Regions from separate parts of the Mus musculus genome. Here regions 1 and 3 are each linked to region 2. Evidence: chromatin loops called from intact Hi-C (ENCODE). Cell type or tissue: heart. All regions are shown on one strand. Links, peaks and the distances in the headings refer to the core of each region. The heading gives the core; the rest is flanking DNA. Region 1 holds the start of Pou2f2 (POU domain, class 2, transcription factor 2). Region 2 holds the start of Megf8 (multiple EGF-like-domains 8). Region 3 holds the start of 4732471J01Rik (RIKEN cDNA 4732471J01 gene).

Region 1 (6,782 bases), core at 1,150-6,149, 180 kb after region 2:
CAGAAAGAAGAGAAAAGAGACCGATTCTTAGAACTGTAGGCTTTAGCAGAGGGGATCCCAGGGTCAAGAAGGCAGAGGGCATCACACCCTGTTGGCTGTCAGGTAACAGGAAAGATTTCAGAGTTTAACAAAGAGGCCCACAGTTGAGTGAATGCTGACTCCTAATCCCTAAAACCCAGGAGCTCTAGGAAGCCCACAGGAGAGAGCAAGCCCTAGAGAGGAGAGACTTGGGTTTGAATCCTCACTCCACTAGCCACATGCTGTGTGACTCAGAGCAGCTGATGTTACCTCTCTGTGCCCTAATTCCTCAGTACAATGAGATAGCAAACTCATATCCTCAGATGGTCATAAAGATTTAGGAATAACACGTTGGCTCAAATAGCCCAAAACAGGCAGGAATGCTCCTGCTGCCACCACCGCTGAATCTTAAGTCAGTAGATAGTCCTTAAAGAATTTGATTTTTCTGTTAGCTTGTTTTTGGAGATAGGGTCACATGTTGCCCAGGCGAATCTTGAACTTATTATGTAGACTCTGAGCCTCTGATCCTTCTGTCTTCACCCTCCAATGCCAGCGTTACAGGTATGTGCTACTGTGCCTAGTTTTGTGAACTGCTGATGTTTGTCCATGTTAGCAAGCGCTCTGTCTGAACAGCATGCCCAGCTCCATGACATGATTGATTTGGGGCTATCGGGGAAGCAGTCCTGAGTGAGCCTCACATCAAAGAGATGAAGAACTGTGTAAACAAGAGGTATGTCTAAGGGGCTGCAAGATGGCTCAGTGGGTAAGAGCAGTGGCTGCTCTTGCAGAGGACTTGGGTTCAGTTCCCAGCGCCCACATGGCAGCTCACAACTGGCTGTGACTCCAATTCGAGGGACTCCAGTGCCCTCTTCTGACCTCTGTGGGCTCCAGGAACACACTTGGTGCATAGACAGACATGGAGACAAAACACGCATACACATAAGAGAAAGTAAACATTTTTACAATTAAAAGAGCTAGGTTTGAGCCCAGATGCCAAGGGAGTGGGCAAGAGATGGCCACATGATACAGACAGCCCAGAGCTGAGGTTGAGTATGGCTGGAAAGAGCCTAGGGTCCTGAGAGCAGCTCCATATCCCTGTGTCTGTGAGTTTGTTTGCCACCTACCCCTAACAATATGCTTTCCTGTTTGTTTAGGCCCCTAAGTCCTTTAATGCCCCAGAGGCTGCCCCTTGACCCGGGCTCTCCTGAAGTCTCTCATGTTTACATCCGGAATGGAGTCTGGATTGAAGATTGCTACTCTTGACTCTTAGGCCCAAGTTCATCTCTCTCAACTCCCAATTCCTTGGCCTGACTCCATTTCATTATCTCCCACCAGGCTAGGGGTCTGAGGGGCCTCTCTGAACACCTGCTAGCCTCAGTCCTACTGATAAGAGCATCGCCTGTGGGGACAGATCTTTTGGGTCCCTGCGCAGACCAAGGATAAGGCCATGGCTAGGTGATGAGATTGTTAATGATAGAAGGAGCTGAGAGAGAGAGAGAGAGAGAGAGAGAGAGAGAGAGAGAGAGGAACCGAGCCATGGAGAGGATCCCCAGGGGTGGCCAGGAGGAAGAGGCCATGGCAGGGGGCCCTGAGGGGTGAAGAATCTCACTCTTCTGTCCCCGGTGGGCTGGCTGCTCCCCCCTACGGCTCCCCAGCGGGCCCCCGGGGGACCTCGCTCTAATAATGTATTTGATCGACTCGCCGGCCGCGTACAAGCGATTATTGTCTTGTCGGGAGTCAAACGTATCGATCCGGCGAGAAATATGAGCGGAGCAATGGGGCCCGCGTGTCAGTTACCGGCCCCGCTGGCCCTGGGGAGCCCCCTGCGTCTCCTTTAATTACCGCTCAGCCTTGAGCCCAGCCTGGCCTCCTCTATGCTGCCTCCCCGCAGGTTCCCTGCACCTCAGTGTGGCCCCCACTGCTCCCCAATGCCTATTCCCTACCTACCCTACTCATTATGAGGGTCCAGACCCCTTCCTTGGCAGGGAAGCCGCTCTCCACACCCTACCTATCCCATTCCAATCTGCCAGTTCCCCTCACCATCTAAGCCATGTGCCCCACACTCTGCCCCTTTGTCTTTCTCCCCTCCTTCAGCATCTCCTGCATAGGCCCAGAGACTCAGACACAGCTTTCAGCACGGAAGGCCATAGGAATAGAATTTATCCTTAGGGAACCATCGAGGCCTTCCCACTCTGGCCTCACTTGAAGATCCAGGAGGGCCTCACTGGAAATGGGTGTCCCTTCTTTTCCTAGATCACCATCTGGGACCCAGCCTGGTGAATGTGTCTCTGGCCTGCACGATGTTGAATTGGTAAAGGGTAGACTATGGGGGAGGGGCCTTGTCTGGGTTGTATCCCTCCATATCGTGCTAAGTACCACCACTCCCTCAAAAGATAAATCCTAAATGAAAATGGAGCTTACTGGGTAAATCAGGCTTCAAGACAAAAACCTGCTACCTTACTGCCCCCAACTTCTGCTGGGAAGACCCTCGTGTATAGAAAATCTGCCGCCAGCCGCTGTGCGGTCGGCAAATGCCCTCTGAAATGGTCTTTCCGATAATGGGATATTATAGAGTGTAGATGCCCAGGAACTGTCCCCTCTGTGTGCAGCTTAAGAGCTGAGTTCGTTCCTGTCAGGACCATCTGCCAGGTCTTGGGGTGTCCACCTGCACAGGGCTGGGGGCAGAGGGCACCCATGTAGTTCTTTGTGTCCTTCATGGCTGTGCACATGGGAGTGTGGGCACATGTAACCTGGCCTGCGTTGGCCATATGTGTAGATGTGCCCTCTGCCCTGTGGGTCTGGGTGAAGTAGTAGAGCATATGTAGCTGATGAAGCTTGGTCTGCGGGGAGGGGTGATATTGGGGCCATGGTAGAGATGTGCACTAGTGAATCTCTGTGTGTGCATTCGTGTGAAATGCTGGAGGGTTGGTCTGAGAAGAAATACTTCAGTGTATGCATGTATGTAGAAGGATGAATCCAGCCGTCTATGTGTGCACGCGTGTGGTTTGGGGGACCCTCCACTTGGGGTGTAAAGTGTCCTGGATGGCCCTAGTGGATAGGAGAACTGTTTAAGAGATGCCAAGGCAGCTCAGCAACTCGGACTCCAGGAAGCTGAGAGGGAGAAGAGGGCAGTTGGCTCGCGCCTGCCTTTGTCTGCGCTACTGTGCGCCCGAGTCCTGCGCCTTTGTGTGACCCTCGCAGGTGTGCGCGCGGGGCGGGGGAGGATGCGGGCCGGGATGGAGCGGAGGGCGGGGCTCCCTCCTCTGAAGCCGGCCCCGCCCTCCTGCCCATTGACTGGACGCTGCCGCCCTCTGGCGGGCTTCAGGAAAACCGCAGGACTGAGAGCGGAGCGGCTCGCTGAAAGCGCTCCACAGGAACCCTGAGGACTCAAGCTCAGCTCCACTGCCCCGGGTGCACGCGTTTGCCCTCTGACAGGCTTCTAGCTGTCTCTGACTTAGGCCTCCACCCCTCGCCCTAACTGCCACTGTGCCACTGCTCATGGGCACTATTGGCCCGGGATGCCTTACCTGTGGCACAGGTTGCAAGCCTTGGTCTGTCCACAGCATCCTGAGCATCCCCTTTTTTTTTTTTTTTTTACTTTGATGCATCTTGGCCCTGGATCCTTGAGAAAGCCACTGCTCCCTTCTCTGATCTTCAGTCTTGTCGTTTGTAAGACGAATCACAAAATACTGTCAAACTATGACACCTGTTACGTGGGAGGTGCAGGGTTAGGCACTGAGAGATCCCTCCTCGAACAAACCTCAAATTGTGTTTGCCATTGTTATTGTATAGCCTCACCTTCTCTCACAGCCCCACACGCCCTGTTCCAGATGTGTTCGCCCCCACCCCTCCGTGCTGCGGGGGCAGAAGGACTGTATAGATACCTCCTAGTGTGGCCCCAGCAAGAGTCAGTTCTTCCAGCGTCCTCGCTTTCCACCCGACTAAGCCCCTACTCAAATACACTCATGATCTGGGGTCGCCTGGGCCGCTGGGGTCGGCCTGTGGGCCAGGGTATTTTCCCTTCCGAAGGGGGCGGACCGGCCCTGTGGTTTCCTCCCGGGGTGACTTCCGGCAGGGAGGGCTGGCCCCCAGAGAGGGCGGGGAGATGACACAGTTGTTCCCCAGCCCTGGCTGGCGGGCAGCATGGTTCATTCCAGCATGGGGGCTCCAGGTAAGAGGCTGATGCCTTCTCATGGGTGGCGAGGACAAATAGCATATTAGGGCCGTTCTGCTGACCACCTCTGCCAACGGTTCCTGCACCTCCTCTTCGGCTGTCCCCCTTGTTTGGGAGGCCCCGTGCTTTAGTAACATCTTTTCCTTCCTTCACCTAGTCCCCCTCCTCAGCTCCTCTTTGATACTGTTTTGCATTAGGCATGGGGTGTGTGTGTGGGGGGGTATACTTCCAGTCTGTCTCCCCACTGAGGGAACAGGAAAAAGGAAGGGTCATGTGGTTTTTTGTTTGTTTGTTTGTTTGTTTTGTTTTGTTTTTTGCTGGACTTCATATGGGGAACTGGTGGGCTGGGCAGCGTGGGCGATTCTTTAGACACAGGGCTGCAACAGGTTTGGAAGACCAAGCAGTTGCGTTTGTGTGGTGCAGGTGTGCATATGTGTGAGTGTGGGTGTGGTGTCCTGCGTCCTGTGCTTATTGCTATTTCTCCTGGGTGTGCAGGGGGGAGGGCTGCTGTGCGTGGCATTCCTGTGTGCCCGTAGCAGTGATTTCTTCTTGATCCACTTCATTTATTCTGCAAAATGGCACTAATCTTATATATCCCTCAGTCTCCTTATCCTGCTCTGACTTTCTCCGTGGCGCATGCATTCTATGTCTTTGAGTTACTACATGCTTGCCTGGGTGAGCTGGATACGGTGCAGGCACCGTATCAGGTGATTTGCGCTTGGGGACTCATTTCGTAGAAGGTATGCATCTCTGCGCAGACTTAGCATACCTCAGCAGAGTACTGGGAAGTGTAAGGTGATAATACCAGTGCTGAGATATTCCAAGGATCAGTACTTCATGACTGCTTTTCTGGAGCTTTGGTCGAGTGTGCGTCGAGCTCCTGGGTGACCGTAGGTGTGAGTGTTGGCTTGGCGTGCATCCGTCCAACATGCATCAGTATGTGGGGGGCATCGCCAAGTCCCTTCAACAACCGCTGGTTACCGGGCCGTTCTATGTTGGATATTGGTGTTGAAGATATATCAGGGCTAGGCAGCTTCAGGTCTGCTTTTCTGGAGTCACGAGTTCAGTGGAAAGGACAATCCTGTGGTGATCAGACCTGGGATTGGAGGGTGGAGGGTGGAGCAGAGATGATAGAGTCCAGAAGTTATCTAGTTCTGTTGTCATGGTAGTAGGGAGGGCTTCCTGGAGGAGTTCTCTGAGCTAGGATATAAAAATGATGGTGGTAGACAGTAGAAAGATGAGGATTGACAGGTATTTATTTACTGAGGTGGCCGTGTGGGTGTACACATATCTACTTGTTCAGTGTACATATGAAGTCCAGACTGCCATCTGCACACATATAGCGGCTTCACTATGGACTCATTTCAAGTGAGAACTTGTAGCCACTGGACAAAGCATTAGACTTTTTACTGGGGATTTCTGTAGGGTGAAAAAAAAAAGAAAAAGTCCTACCCAGGAGAACTGTTATGGGTTTTCACCGTGTAGCATTGGCAAGAATCAATCCATCGTAAGGATGTGATTAATACATCGTGTGGCCTCGGGCAGATCACTCACCGTCTGATCTCAGGCTCTCCACCCTGGAGAGTCTCAGAGGTCTTCGTGGTTACCTCTCAGAATGAACTGACTCTGGACACGGGTGTATGCATATCAGATTGCCTGTGCCTTTGAATATGCGAATGTGTGTGTGTCACTCTGGATATGAGTAAGTGCATGTGTGTATGCATGTATCTGGATGGGGTTGGTTTTTTTATACACCACCCTATGGCATCATCTGAGTGTGTGTCTCCCTATAGGTTGTGTGTGTGTGTGTGTGTGTGTGTGTGTGTGCGCGCGCACATGCAAATGTGAGTGTGGACAAGTCTGTGTGGAGGTCAGAGGTCAACCTCAGGATGTCAGTCCTTGCCTTCTGTCTTGACACACGCTGGTTGGTTGGCCAACTCCCCCTCTTGTCTTGCCATCTTATCTGTTACAGACTCACATCCCTGCATTTTTGAAAATGGATATCTAGGGACTTGAACTCAGACCCTCGTGGTGTTTGGCCATTTCCCCAACCCCTCCATCTATGGGCTTAAGGAATAGCTGCTTAGGGGATAGGATAGACAGCAGAATTGTCAGGTGGAAAACCAGGGTGTTGTAGACCAAGCCTTGAACCTGTGCCACATGCAGGACTTCCAGTGCAGTGTTGGTGGGGGCTTGCCTTGGATGGCATCTACCCTAGACATTCATTTGCTCCAAACAGAGGCTGTGAAGGGCGATGCCCTGGGCATGCACTTAGTCCTCCCTGGGATCTATGCACACCTATGCACAGAGTTTGGCATTGCTGGCTGTAGCTGTGTATACCACTGCTCTTGCTGTGTCCATCACCTGGATCTCCATCCCTCCTCCATCCCTCCGTCCTGATAGCACAGCACTGTTTGGTCCCTTGAGGTTACCTGGGACAGCTGTAGGGTTGGGAGGTGTGAGGTGGCCCTCCTCAGGAGACAAGGGGCAGGGCCAACTGAGTCCACAGAGGTTCCCGGTAGCGCCCAACCCTGCCCATGGGGGCTCCCAGGCCATAAACTCGATGCCGGCTGTGGAGGCAGAGGACCCA
Region 2 (6,782 bases), core at 1,021-6,020:
AAAAAAAAAAAAGGCAAAATAATAAAAAAAGATTTTCAACTTGTAGCCCAGGCCGGCCTCAAACTCACAAACCTCCTCCTCCTGACTCTGGCTTCTCCTTTTAACTGTTTTAGCATACTACATTTTAGCACATATGCATGCTCAAAAGCATCCCACGTGCCTTGGATTAATCAGACTCCTGAGACGTTGTGTCTTCCCAGAGCTTCACGGATCCCTGAAAGCCCATAAGAAAGGGGCACAGGGAGCTGGAGAGATGGCTCAGTGGTTAAGAGCACTGGCTGCTCTTCCAAAGGTCCTGGAGTTCAATTCCCAGCAACCACATGGTGGCTCACAACCATCTGTAATGGGATCCAACGCCCTCTTCTGGTGTGTCTGAAGACTGCTAAAGTGTACTCACATATAATAAATAAATAAATCTTTAAAAAAAAAAAAAAGAAAGGGGCACAGGTTGTTCCTTATTTCTAAAATGTTCTGCTTCTCGCTTCCTGGCTGACAGACATAGATCCCTCAGGTCTCAGCTCTGACATCTCTTCCAGAATCTTCTCTGCTCTCCTCTCTCCCAGATCATGTACTTCTTCTGGGCTCTCCCAGGGGAGTACTTTGGTATGTGACTGTTAGTATGTCGGTCTCCCCCGCAAGCACTGCTGGGAAGGAGGTCCCTGGTCTTCTGCTATGTCATGGTGGCATATATAATTTCTGGCACATGAACGACTAAGTTTTATTGAAGTATTTAAATGCAACAATAACCCTAAGGGCACTTAATGGACATTTGCTACATGTGATAGGTTGACTATATCTGGAACTAACTAAAAGCTAAATAGCTAGGCACAATTGTAAGGGTTTGTTTTTGTTTGTTTGTTTGTTTGTTTTTTCCCTTAACTAAACCACTTAAAGTGGGAAGGCCCACTTCTAATCCAGATCTTTTGAAGTGAGAGGCTCCACCATTAATCTGGGCCACACCTTCTGCTGGCAGCCTGTATAAAGGACATGAAAGAATGAAGTTTGCTCTTGCTCTTGGCCTGCTTGCTCTCACTCTAACTAGGAGTCCAGTCCTTCACTTTGAGGTAGCCCAGGCTGTCCTCAAACTCACAAGCCTCCCCGACTCCTGCCTCTGGCACTAGTCCTGGCTTCTTCTATTATCTGTTTTAGCATACTAGATTTTAGCACATAGGCTTGCTCAGAAGCATCTTCTAATTCCTGTCTGCATTAGAACTGACTCTCTTTAGCATTCTGGCATATACTGAAGACCAGGTAAGACATAAGCCATGTGGACTGAACTACTACTACTGGATTTTTTTTTGGTAAACAGTCTTTATCAGACTTGCTGGACCACAGTCTATAAGCCATTCTTTTTACTTGGGGGAGGGGGGGTGTCAAAACAGGGTTTCTCTGGCTGTCTTGGAACTCAGTATGTAGATCAGGCTGGCCTCAAACTCGGAGATCTGCCTGCCTCTGCCTCTGCCTCTGGAGTGCTGGGATGAAAGGAATGCGCCACCACCGCACAGTGACTATAAGCCATTCTAATCTCATTTCTATAAAGATTCATTCTATGCTATGCTTCCCTAGAGAACCCTGACTAATATACTATACCAGATATCAAATGTGTTAAATATCTGACTCCTTTCCTTTTAACTAAGTACTATTGTTGCGGCCATTTGGAGTAAAAGAAACTGTGCCTTCGAAATTCATCCATCCAAAGTCACGAAACTCATATGAAATAGAGCCTAGATCCTAAGCCAGGTGAGTGGACTTACTTTTTGTTGTTGTTGTTTGTTTTTTGTTTTCTCGAGACAGGGGTTTTTTTGTGTGTGTAGGCCTGGCTGTCCTGGAACTCACTCTGAGACCAGGCTGGCCTCGAACTCAGAAATCTGCCTGCCTCTGCCTTCCAAGTGCTGGGATTAAAGGCATGAGTGGACTTACAAGTAAGCAAAAATAAAGGAGTGGTAGAAAGCTGTGCTAGATTGATATTTTCTGTGCGCTACATTCAGGATCAAGTGAAGAAAAACACCCCTCACAAATACTCCTAGTTTGTTACTGTGACTCTTGGCACATTCCCTCCCATCAGAGTTAGGGCCCAAGCTGGCTGCAACACTGGATGTCCAACATTTTACAGCAAGAGTCCTGGAATGGAGCCGGGTTCTAGGAATGTGCTCAGTGAATGAACGCACAAATGAATGAACTAGCAACCGAGTGAGTGACCCACGCGGCCCCACTCACCCTCGATAAGCCACTCGCAGTTGCCGTTGACGCTGTAGTTGCCCGCACCATCCGTCACGAAGCCTGGCGCCTCCCGTAGCACCTGCCGCTGCCCCTTGCAGTCACCAGCCAGGACCCTGAGGGACAGCGGTCCCAGCACTGCCAAGGCCAGTGCAAGGGCCAAGGCCAGAGCTCCACCCAAGGCCATCGCCGCCTTAGGCACTGGCCCTAAGGGACGGGAAGGGCCGTGAAGACCTGGAGAAGACCCTCTGGGAATGAGGCCCTGCAAGATGCAACCTTTACAGACGTAGCATGGCCTTGTAGTCCAAGGATGTACCAGCCACGCAGTCCGGGCCAAGGAAAGGGCCGCAGTTGATGCGCTCTTGAAACCGAGGGGCCGGCCCTATAGACCCATGGAAGGCCCTGGATATGAAGTCGTTATGGATAGGGCTGACCCCTAGGGACCGTAAGGGTCCCCTATAGACACGAGCCCCCATAGGGGCGCCGACTCCATAAACGGTATCCAGTGATTACATTCAGGCTGCTGCAAGGCCAAAACAGACCGTATAGACAGTCTTCCAGGGGCGATGTGCTCTACAGCCCAGCTGGGCGGTCCATGGAGCGTGCGGGGTGGAACTTGCCTGGCCCGGAGACTCCTGGGGAGACCCCTCCAGACGGGGGCGGGGCCTGCCTTCGGGGTCCCGGCCCGGATCTCCAGGGCTCACTCTAATGCCTACCCACCCGCTCCTCCCACTCGAGGCGAATGGGCTAGATCAGAGAGACCTGGAGACTCCCGGGCCAGAGCGGCCCGAGGAAGACCCGCTGAGAGGGCGAGGGGGCGGGAGCCGCGCAGCCTCTGAGGGGAGGACAGGCTAGGAGGAGGCGAGAAGAGGAAGAGCGGCGGGTCAGAGCGGCCCTGAGAGGACTAAGGAGCGCCTGGCTCCACCCCTTCTCGAGGAAGACTTCCGGAAACTTTCCTCCCATCTGTTCCCAGTCGCTTGCGCAGCGAGAATAGGAATTCAGCTCAGAGAATTACGCATGCGTATTGCTAAGAGTGTAACCCAAAATCGCGTTTTGTGCTAGTCATTGGCTGAGCAAAGCCTTTGCCACTGGAGGGCGCCTCTATCTCTGCTAGCGAAAGGAAAGGCAACATAAAGGAGCGGTAAAAAGCTGTGCTAGATGGTTATTTTCTGTGCTCTACATTCAGGATCAACATGAATATCAAGTTATGAAGGCAAGGGACTCCAGACCAAAATAGCATTTCCTAGATGGATACAGTGAGACCCGTATGACTTAAAGCACCATCAATACATAAAAGAAGCTGGAGAGGCGACTTAGTGGTTCAGAGCATGTTGCCCTTGCAGAAGACCCTGGTTCGATTCCCAGAACCCATATAGTGGAAATCCAACGCCTTCTTGTGGCCTTCTCCTACACAATGTGCGCGCATAGTACGCTGACATACATTCAGGAAACACGTCTTTTCCTTTTTTCAGCTAAGATGGAAAAGAAACCATGTTATAGATTAAAAACTCAACGAATCCTCTTTATTTTGGCAAGAAGAGAAAACGTCTTTCTGCCACAGACCATGTGATGGTCCTTGGCATTCAGATGGACGGACAAAGCACAGGTCCGAGGTCACAAACCCCAAGGAGGGTTTCAAAGTAGAGACCAACTTCACAATATCCGTCTCTAAACAGTGGCTCGAGGGTCGCAGGGTCCTGGAGGGTCGGGCAGGGTCCAGGCGGTCGTCACGGGTGTTCCGGAGTCCAGCAGGGTCAGAGGTCTCGAAGGGGGTCAGGGGGGCGGAGATCACGGAACAGCGGGAGTCCAGATTCCGGAGCCATTCGGGGCAGGGGCTGAGGGAGGGGACGCGGAGAACGGCTCCCGCGGGACCGTTTGGCACAAGAGGGAAAGGGGCGGGACGCAGCGCATCCAAAGTGGGCGCGGGGTGTGGGAGGGGCGCGGGATGCCTGGCATGGCCGAGCCCTTGGGCCGGGAGAGAAACGGGGTTCCGGAGCCCAGCCGGGGCCCGGTGCGCCGCCCGTGGGGCAGAGGCGGGGAAGGGATGCTCAGACCGGGGGTGCAGGGCCCCCGGCTGTGTGCATGCTGAAGTATTCGGTGAAGCCGGTGTGCGGCGCCGCCGTCTGGGGCACAAGCGGCTGGTAGGACGGCGTCGGGCCATCCCAGCCCGAGTCGACCGCCTTGGAGAACCGAGCGGGTGGGGGCGGGGAGGCTGCGCCGGGTTCGGCCATGGTCACCACACGGCCCCTCGGGGCCACCGCCGCCGCCACCGCTGTCTCCTCCACCTGCTTCCCGGCCTGGGATGGGGGGTCAGGGTCAGAGGCTGCCCAGAACCCTCGGGGGAGCAAAAGCGGCCCCGAAGGCCCGTCCCCCTCCCCCTAGAGGACTCCCACCACCCCAAATATGGACGCACTTGTCAATCAGGGAAGGAGTGGGTGGCTGGGCGCCTGGGCAGTGGGGCCAGGTATTCAAGGGGTGGAGTTGGGGTGCGCCGGGCAAACTCTGGAGGCGGTGGGGGAGATGGGGACCAGCCTCGGAAGGCAGGCGGCGGGGGCACAGCGCGGGGTGTCCTCGGGGGCGTGCGCAACAGCGCCAGGACCCAGTCTGGCAGGGTGGGCGCGGGCGCCGGGGGACGGTCGAGGCGGGGCGTCGGGGCATGGGGAGTACGGAAGGCCAGGGGTGGGCTCAGACGCCAATGAGCAGGGGGTGGCGGCGGGGCGGGGAGCGGGGTCAGGTACTCCAGGGGCGGCGCCAGCAGCTCCTCGGGCGCCGGGGCTGCGGAGCTTACAGAGGAGGTTGGCGGGGGGATGGAGAAGAGCTCCGTGAAGTTGGGCACCGAGTCGCTGATGAACGTCACGTTTCCATAGACGTGCTGCGGGAAGGCTTTATCTGCTGATTGGCTCCCTCCAGGTCCAGGGACCCCAGCGGAGGCGATCTGTGAAGTTCGCACGTGGTACGGAAAGTTCTTGTTGGCCGCCGATGGGCGGGTCATGATCTGAGAAAAGTCAGGCACAGGTTAGAGAAGCAGTGTCCAGGCCCCAGACTGTCCCTATAAAATGTAAGGACTTAGATGATTCCCCTCCACTTGGCCTCTCTACATTGCCTTTGAACCATTCAGACTGCCTTGGACACCAGGCCTAGGGTATCTTCCGGCATTCTGACCTTTTCCCTCAACACACCTCTTCTAATTACTATGCTTAGTGGTGTTTCCAATATCACAATCCTGACTACTGGATGTCATAATTAATTGGTTATGGGCAGTGTCCTGTGCTGCCCAGTATGAGAGCCACTAGCCACATATGGCTTAAATTGAATCAAAATTAAATGTTAAGTTGTTTCTCAGTTACACACTGCCTTACCTAAGCTCATTAGGCTTGGAGAGCACAGATTAAAGAGTAGAAGTGTTTTACTGCTCTTTCCTGTTTTGCTTTGTTTTCTTTTTGAGACGGTCTATGTAGTCCAGGCTGTTCTCAAACTTGCTATGTGGCTAAGAATGACCTTGAACTCCTGACCTCCTCCCAGACTCCTGATTTCCCCCCTTCACCTTCCTAGTGCTAGACTGAAGATGTTCAGCACCACACATACAACCTTAGAATGTGTCCATAAACACACAGTTCAGCTAAACACCCGTTAGTAGGCTCTCTAGAATGTCAACTCCTTAAAGGGAGGAACTCAACTTTTTCTCCTCTTTTCAGTCTGTGCAGCATCCTCGAGCCTTGGGCATCAAGTGCTTGGATTATAAGCATTTACCACCAGAGTTAAAACTTGACTACTTTTTTGGTTTGGTTGCATTCGGTTTGGTTTTGACTTTTCAAGACAGTGTTACAGCCCTGGCTGTCCTGGAACTCACTCTGTAACCCAGCCTGGCCTCAAATTCAGAGATCCACCTGCCTCTCCCCCCTGGGATTAAAGGCTTGCGCCACCACCATCAGGCAGAACTTGACTTTTCTATTCCCTGTTAAGTCCCAAGCTGAATCTTTTGTAATGCCTAGCTGTTAATAAATACTGGTTGAACATTTCCAGAATATAGGTGATGGATGTTTCTAGATCCCATTCTGCCACCATACTCCATCCAGTAGCTCAACACGACCTCGACCTCACTGAGGCTGTGCTGGATGCAGTGAGCTCGCTGCTGGCTTGCTCGCTCAGTTTGGCATGCTTCAGAAAGAAGCTGAGTGAAGGTGAAAGAAAGCAGCAAGGACACTTGTCTCGCATTCTGAGCTCTGAGCTGGCGGTGCAGCTCTTGGCTCCATCCCTCACTAAGTGCTGGATCTGGGGCACGTTGATTAAACAACCTGAGCCTCACCAGCCAAAAAGGATTAAGGTGCCTATCTGGAAAGATGAGAGGGTGGAAATGAAAGCCACTGCTACAGAGCCTCATGCACGGTGGGTTCTCGGTGTTTCTTTCCTGTCTATCCCCTTCTGACTTCTTGCTGAGCTTCTAGATACACCACCCAAGGAAGATGGGTAAAGTCTACACTTAAGCTAGGTCCTGAGGTGGAAGATGGCAGACCTGGTCCCTTCCCTGGGGGCTGGGCATGCTGCAGACTATGGGTCCCCAGGGT
Region 3 (6,493 bases), core at 1,494-6,493, 80 kb before region 2:
GACTCTGCTCCTCTAGTTAGACTCTCTCAGTGGAAAGGAGGTGACCAGCCCTAGCACGGTTCTTATTCTCCCCACCCCCATCCTCACCAAGAGCACCCCAGTGCTCTCTGAAGGCACTGCCTCACAGTGTATCTATGACTGTGCCCCTAGTGCCGGCTGCACTTGCCACTCTTGTCTTATGCCTTCTGTTTACCCTACAAGAATGCAGGACACCTCGGCCTCCTGTTGGCCTCACATTGCAATCAGAAAACTTGCAATGAAAATAATTAAATACATAGTGCATACGTGTGTGTATATGTGTGTATGTAAAGTGAGTATCAGTTATATCGATCAGATGGGGTCTGACTACTGACATTCAGTTCCTGTGTCACCCTTAGCCCTGTTCATTTGAAACCCTTCCCATGTACTTCTCCCTCCTTGCCCTTCTCTACTCTTTCACTCGTTTGGAGGTGCACGGTCTATGTGGGTATCAAAGGCAGGTAAAGCACTGAATCAGACACTGCCTGCTTAGAAACAACAAAGGGTTAGAAATTGTGCTTTCTTTCTTTTTTTTTTTCCCTTGGTTTTTCAAGACAGGGTTTCTCTGTGTAGTCCTGGCTGTCCTGGAACTCACTCTGTAGACCAGGCTGGCCTCGAACTCGGAAATCTGCCTGCGTCTGCCTCCCAAGTGCTGGGATTAAAGGCGTGTGCCACCACTGCCTGGTGAAATTGTGGTTTCTTAGCATCTAGACAACCTTCAGTGTTTATGATTCCTATTATCATCATCACCACCACCACCACCACCATCATCATCATCCCCACCATTATCACTGCATTCTGTGAGTTTCTCATGTAGTACAAGAGATATAAATGCAGAAACACAGTTCAAGGGCTGGAGAGATGGCTCAGCGGTTAAGAGCACTGACTGCTCTTCCAGAGGTCCTGAGTTCAATTCCCAGCAACCACATGGTGGCTCACAACCATCTGTAATGAGATCTGATGCCCTCTTCTGGTGTATCTGAAGATAGCAACAGTGTTCCCACATACATGAAATAAATAAATAAATAAAATAAAATAAAAAAAAAAAAAAAAAAAAGAAACACAGTTCAAGGTTAGAAAGATGGTATGGAGGATCTGAGCTGTCATTCAAAAGGGTTTTGAGCCTATAAAAACAGGATGGTATGTGCTTTGTTTTGTTTTGTTTCCTTTTTAGTAGGAGTTATAAAATGATCAGAGCAACAGTCTAAGACAATTCAAAAGGCAACCAAGTTGTAAGAATGAATGAAAAGGAAACTATGATTAAAAGTATAAAGACTCCTTAAGTATTCCTCTGGTATCAGGAGGGGGAAAAGTACTGAACTATAGTGGTACACACCTGTGGTCACAGAATTTGGGAAATGAAGACAGGAAGAATAGTAGTAGCTTGAGGCCAGCCTGGGCTACATGAGTTTCCCATCTCTGGGGGTAGGGACCACTCATCTAGCTCACCTAGAATCATCCCAGATGAAACAGAAGACTAAGATACTTGCCTTATGAGAAGGGTCACTGGTCATTTTAACTGAGTGGTGAGTGGGGCGGGGCCCTATTTATGACACAAGAGAACAAGCCCCTCCCTTCTTGTAAGACAGTACTGGGCACATGAGCCTCTTCCTAGTCCTAATCCCTCTCCCAAAGAGACACAGAGAGATCACCTGGCAAGAAGTGGGGACCAGCAGTGATAAACTCACAGATCAGCTATAAAGGAAGATCAGGAATGCCAGGACAAAAGATTAGAGCCCAAAGGGATGTGCCATCATGAACGATCTGTGAAGAGGGAAGGAAGCCTGAAGGGTAGGGAGCAGAAGGATGAAGCCTAGGAGACCAATTTCTTTCCCAGGGGAAATAACAACTATGGACCCAAGTTCTCCCTCAGTATCTAGGCCAGAATGGAAACCTGAGACACAGGAGAGACCTATAATTAAGCCAGATCCTGGGCCAGAAACAACCCTCACAGACCACCCAGGATCAAAGATGCTGCAGGAATCTGGTACCCCACAGAAACAAAGTCTCCCAAATGAGCCCACTGCCCAGCAAGAAGCTGAATTCCAGCAGGAACAGGGAATCCAACAATCCGCTCTGCTTCAGAAATTTCTCACCCCATTCGCCTTCCCTGCACCACAGCAATCATCCCCAAGCCAGAAAGTACACTTGGATCAACAGGAAGCCATCTCCCCTAATGGACCTGGGGCAGGAAAAGTGTATACAACTCCACAGGAACCACAACTCGGAGAAGAACATATGGGGATGACAAAATCTGGACCAGCAGAACCACCTCCAGCTACAGAAGCAGAGACTACATCTACAGCCCAGGCTGTATCTGGACCGGACAAGAAACCCTCTACCCAAACTAACTTGGTATCCCAAGAGGGGCCTGAACAGTCAGACCCTACAGCCCAGCAAACACCTCTAGTCCAAGGAGCCAAGTCTAAGCAGGGATCTTTGACTGAGTCAGGGTTTCTAACAAGGCTGCATGACCTATCCATACAGCAGACATCTCCAGAGTGGAAGTCATTTTTTGACTGTGTTACCGTGTCTGACATAGAGAAATGCTTGAGTTCATCCTCAAAGTCAAATTCTCCAAAGCCAAGTTACGGAACAGCGATCCCGGAAATGGCACTGCTCTCCAAAAAGAAACCTGAGTTTGAAAAGCTGTCAGGATATGGCGGTAAATTACCACACGGGAAGAAGACTAGCATCCAGAAACACAAACACTACTGGGACACAGGTGAGTCTGAACCTGGAAGACTAGACAGAGCCTTCCCGGGCCAGTCATTTAGTTGTGCTAAGTATTTTCTGTATCTGCGATCATAACGCTCAGGTCATCTCTGAAGGATTCTGTAAAATAAAGCGCACCCCTCATCCCCAGCCCAGTCTGTCGAGAAGGAATGAACGCTGAGGTATATAAACAATGAGGGTCTTACAAACGGCCCTACAGTTTGGGAACAGCAAACACGGGAGTAAAAACAGGGTTTGTCTCCCTTTACACCGGGCTGCCCCCTACAAAAGAGTTGAAGGAAATCAAAGTGAAGTGGGAAAGAGCTCTAACTCAGGAATCAGGTCAAAGAAACCACCCTCTTCCCTGCATTCATTTGGGAAGGAAAGGGAAGGAAAAGGAAAGGGGAAAGGAAAAGGAAACGGAAAAGGAAAAGGAAAGGAAAAGGAAAAGGAAAGGGGAAAGGAAAAGGAAAGGGGAAAGGAAAAGGAAAGGGGAAAGGAAAAGGAAAGGGGAAAGGAAAAGGAAAAGGAAAAGGAAAGGGGAAAGGAAGAAAGAGAAATGGCTGAGCGGTACTTGTGAGGCAAACATCACACTAAACAATAGCAGCACAATGCCCAATGTGGGCCTTACACTTGGCAAGTGTGTGTAGACTAGCCGAACATCCAGGCCATTCACAGCCTCTGCTTCGAGACGGTCTCACCTCTGCCGCCCGGTGCCTCTACAGGGCCTCAGCGCCGTGGAATGACTAGATTTCATGGGGTAGAGAAGCTTGGGAGCAGGGCCTGGATAGGGCTGCAGAGGTCTGTGGCAAGATCCAGGCGGAATGGAAACAGCGTAGTGAAGTGCTGGTGAGCTGTGGCGCTTCTTCCTTGCCGCCTCTCCGAAGCAATGGCAGGTAACAGCCATAGGACCCAGTCCTGACAGGAGCAGAGGGAAGGTCAGAGTCCTGAGGGCCGCTAGTGATGGTCTTTCACCTCAGAGGGCCGTCCCTCCTCCCCAAAAGCCTGAGAGGTTTCTCCGAGGACAGAGTAATTAATGCTCACTCTGTCAAGAAGAAAATCGAGGCTTAATCCTCCCAGGGCAGCCGGGTTCCAGAAGCTTCTGGCATGGGCAACCCAGAAGCAACTGGGAGCACAGTGAGCCATGTGCGCATGTGCGAGTCTCGGGCCTCCTCTGTTTCCCGCCTTTTCCGGGGCACGTGGGCTCCCTCGACTTACGCTCCTTTCTGTAGATCAACCCTGAGGCCGGCGGTGTTGCTGTCTTCCCCTTTCCTTTGATTCTGGGGAATAAGGCAGGGCAGAGGGAGAGACACCTCATGAAGCAGAGCAGTAAGAACTAGGAGGGAGCGCGGATGTGAGACTGGAAGGTAGTTTGCTGAGAGGCCAAGGCCACCCTCAACTACAGCCTAGGACCCTGTCTGGGGGGGAAAAAAAAAAAAAAAAAAAAAAAAAAAACAGGGACGACCACGTGAGGGGGCGGAGGAAAAGGCGGGGCTTCTCCAAACGGCTACCAAGCGCGGCTACGCCCCCAAGTCGGTCCCCGCCCACGCCTTGGGTTGCCCGCCCCCTGCCCGCCCGCCCGTTCTTCCGGCTCCCGGGGCAAGTGGGCGGGCCAGGTTCAAGGAAAGGTGAATGAGATGGCGAGGGTCAGCACCTGCACAAGATGACTGAGAATTCTTTGTTGGGGTGACTCTAACGCGACTCCTCACTATTCCTGCTGTGAGGGCACTTCTCGCTGCTTCCAGGACTGCGGGTTTTTTTTTGGTTTTTGGTTTTTGGTTTTTTGTTTGTCGTTACGGTGCACTGCGCGGTTCCTTTAATCTGAGCAGATGGGCGGGCCAAGACCTTCAGCCCCACCCATTAAAGGCGGAGCTCCGCGAGGAGCCTGCCCAGGATTGGATGGTTTGGGGGCCTGGCAGTGGTGTGTAACTAGGATTGACTCTAAGAGAGGAACTTGATCGCTGGAATTGGGCCCCGCGCCAGGACTGGAAAGAATTGATGGAGCCGGCCGTGGAATCGGCGCCCGTGGGGGCCCAGGCCTCCAAGCAGGGCAAAGAAGGATCGAAGAACCGCAGTCGCAGGCGGTGGCGAAAAGGCAAGATCAAAGGTGAGTCGGTAACAGCTTAAAAGAAATCCCGCACATCCTGCGGGGGACTGGGGACTGGGGGAACTGACCCACTTCCACGAGGGGGAAGAGACCCGTGGACTGATCCACTGCCGTCCTGCGCGTGGGGGGGGGGGTGATGTGAGAGTAGAATGCCCCACCGAGACGTAAGGACTACGTCTGTCCCAGTGCGGTCTTTGGGGAAGTGTCCGAAATGCTCGTCTGTCGGAATAAGGTTCTCTCTCAGGTTCCTTTTTCTGTGTGGCCAAGAGCTGTGCCTTTAGTGTTTTCTGTTTCGGTTCAAGCGGTTTTCATGTCTTCTGCCCTCTTAAAAGAATAACGTAGAAGGGTTTTTAACCGCTTTTTCTAAATAAATAGAATGCAAAAGGTAGGCAGAAGGGGCATCCGGTAATTGGAAGAGCTCCTTGCAGCCCCTTCTTACTCTCTCAGTGAATCCATCCATCTGCTCTTTGACAATCGACCTTCATCAACCCAGCAACCCTGGGGCGACTTGCAAAACATGAGAACTTTTACGTTGTCCTTAGAGAAAGGAGGGAGTTACCATTTAGCTTCCCTGGATCCAAAAGGCTGGAGAAACAGTGGCAGAACAACCAAAGATTTTGCATGGCTCAATCAGAGCAGGCATTAAGTCCTGGTTTGGTTATGAGTTTTGTCTGTCTTGTGGCGCTGCTTACAGCCAAACCTAGGGCCTGGTGAACACTAAGCAAGCCCTCCGCTATGCAGCTCCACCGGCAGTCCATGGATCTTTATCAGACTCCAGGGACAGGTTCCTGTGCAGGCAAAACCAGAAAAAACCTGGCATGGCTTACCAGACCCAAAACCCCCAAATTCATCATTCCTCATCCTCCTTTGGTAGACAAGTGTTGGAGCTCAAGCAGGACCCTGAAGCCTCCTATCCCCCAACAAAGACACATAGCAGAACACTATGCTTTGAAGCGATATGGAACCTCAATCGCAAAGACCCATTGTACCAAATTGCTATGAATGTGAAGTAATGAACAGGGACCTTTTCTCAATTTTTTTTCTGAGCTCCCAACAGGCATCTGTAGGGCTGTTGTCAGATTCAAATGTGTGTGTTTTGGAGAGGTGTATGTAAGTCTACTGTCTGGCTGAGTGTGCTGAGTAGAGTGTCTGACTCTACTAGACACTGGTCTCCCTAAGAGTAGGGTTGTGTCTGCCTTGTTTACAGGGAATGCCAGACACATGGACATTCAAGTATTTATTAGATTGATAAGCAAAGGAATGTGTGAAGTGTGACGTGGAGCTGTTAATAGCCAAGCTGCCCTTAGTGTCATGAGGAGTCAGAAAGAATCTGCTTGAGTAAGGCTCCTCCCTTGCACGGGGTTCAGGTAAGCACACTCACAAAGGCTCGCAGCTCTGAGAAGTGACTGTCATTTCCTGAGGCCCTTCCTAGTGCCAGGCCTCAGACCTGTGAATCAGATCCCACCTCTGCCCCAAGGGTATCCTGACTGGCTGGAGCCGTCATTTATCCTTGTGATCTTGCCACAAGTAACTGGATGAGACAGCTGTCATTATGATCAGCCCATTTCCCAAATGACGACAGAGACACAGAGGCACTGAGCTGGTTGGGTTTCCTGTACCTGTCCAGTGAGGGCAGGGAGATGGATACCTTCA

Evidence for each region. Hi-C counts contacts between places; a loop is a spot of excess contacts. Peaks named below come from ENCODE experiments on the same cell type or tissue, not always from the same donor. Only the 100,000 strongest peaks of a DNase experiment are listed, where the experiment ranks them.
Region 1: a loop joins it to region 2, with 5 times the contacts of the local background. A loop is called at or near these places in 5 of 42 quality-filtered maps.
Region 3: it touches region 2 in a loop (2.5-fold over the local background); 6 of 42 quality-filtered maps call a loop at or near these places.

Annotation. Positions count from the first base shown.
Region 1 is chr7:25,129,832-25,136,613 of GRCm38, reverse strand. Pou2f2 (POU domain, class 2, transcription factor 2) reads left to right here and starts at 4,154. Exons shown (of 15, transcript NM_001163554.1): 1 at 4,154-4,189. The coding sequence starts at 4,162. In heart, for the core only: a CTCF peak has its summit at 3,340 (motif pointing left); DNase peaks (open chromatin) are centred at 3,313 and 4,113; H3K4me3 peaks cover 1,214 bases; H3K27ac peaks cover 416 bases; H3K27me3 peaks cover 4,887 bases.
Region 2 is chr7:25,313,129-25,319,910 of GRCm38, reverse strand. Tmem145 (transmembrane protein 145) reads right to left here. Exons shown (of 15, transcript NM_183311.2): 14 at 5,006-5,212; 15 at 3,716-4,514. The coding sequence ends at 4,266. It overlaps Megf8 (multiple EGF-like-domains 8), which reads right to left and starts at 2,747. Exons shown (of 41, transcript NM_001160400.1): 1 at 2,218-2,747. The coding sequence starts at 2,404. In heart, for the core only: a CTCF peak has its summit at 3,299 (motif pointing right); DNase peaks (open chromatin) are centred at 2,260, 3,090, 4,440 and 4,820; H3K4me3 peaks cover 3,552 bases; H3K27ac peaks cover 2,540 bases; H3K27me3 peaks cover 2,032 bases.
Region 3 is chr7:25,393,848-25,400,340 of GRCm38, reverse strand. It overlaps 4732471J01Rik (RIKEN cDNA 4732471J01 gene), which reads right to left and starts at 5,628. Exons shown (of 7, transcript NR_015569.3): 1 at 4,388-5,628; 2 at 3,952-4,013; 3 at 3,365-3,651. It overlaps Cxcl17 (chemokine (C-X-C motif) ligand 17), which reads left to right. Exons shown (of 4, transcript NM_153576.2): 4 at 1-288. It also overlaps a transcript of Lipe not described here. In heart, for the core only: no CTCF peak of the experiment used is centred there; DNase peaks (open chromatin) are centred at 3,550, 3,950, 4,240 and 4,600; H3K4me3 peaks cover 2,123 bases; H3K27ac peaks cover 1,743 bases.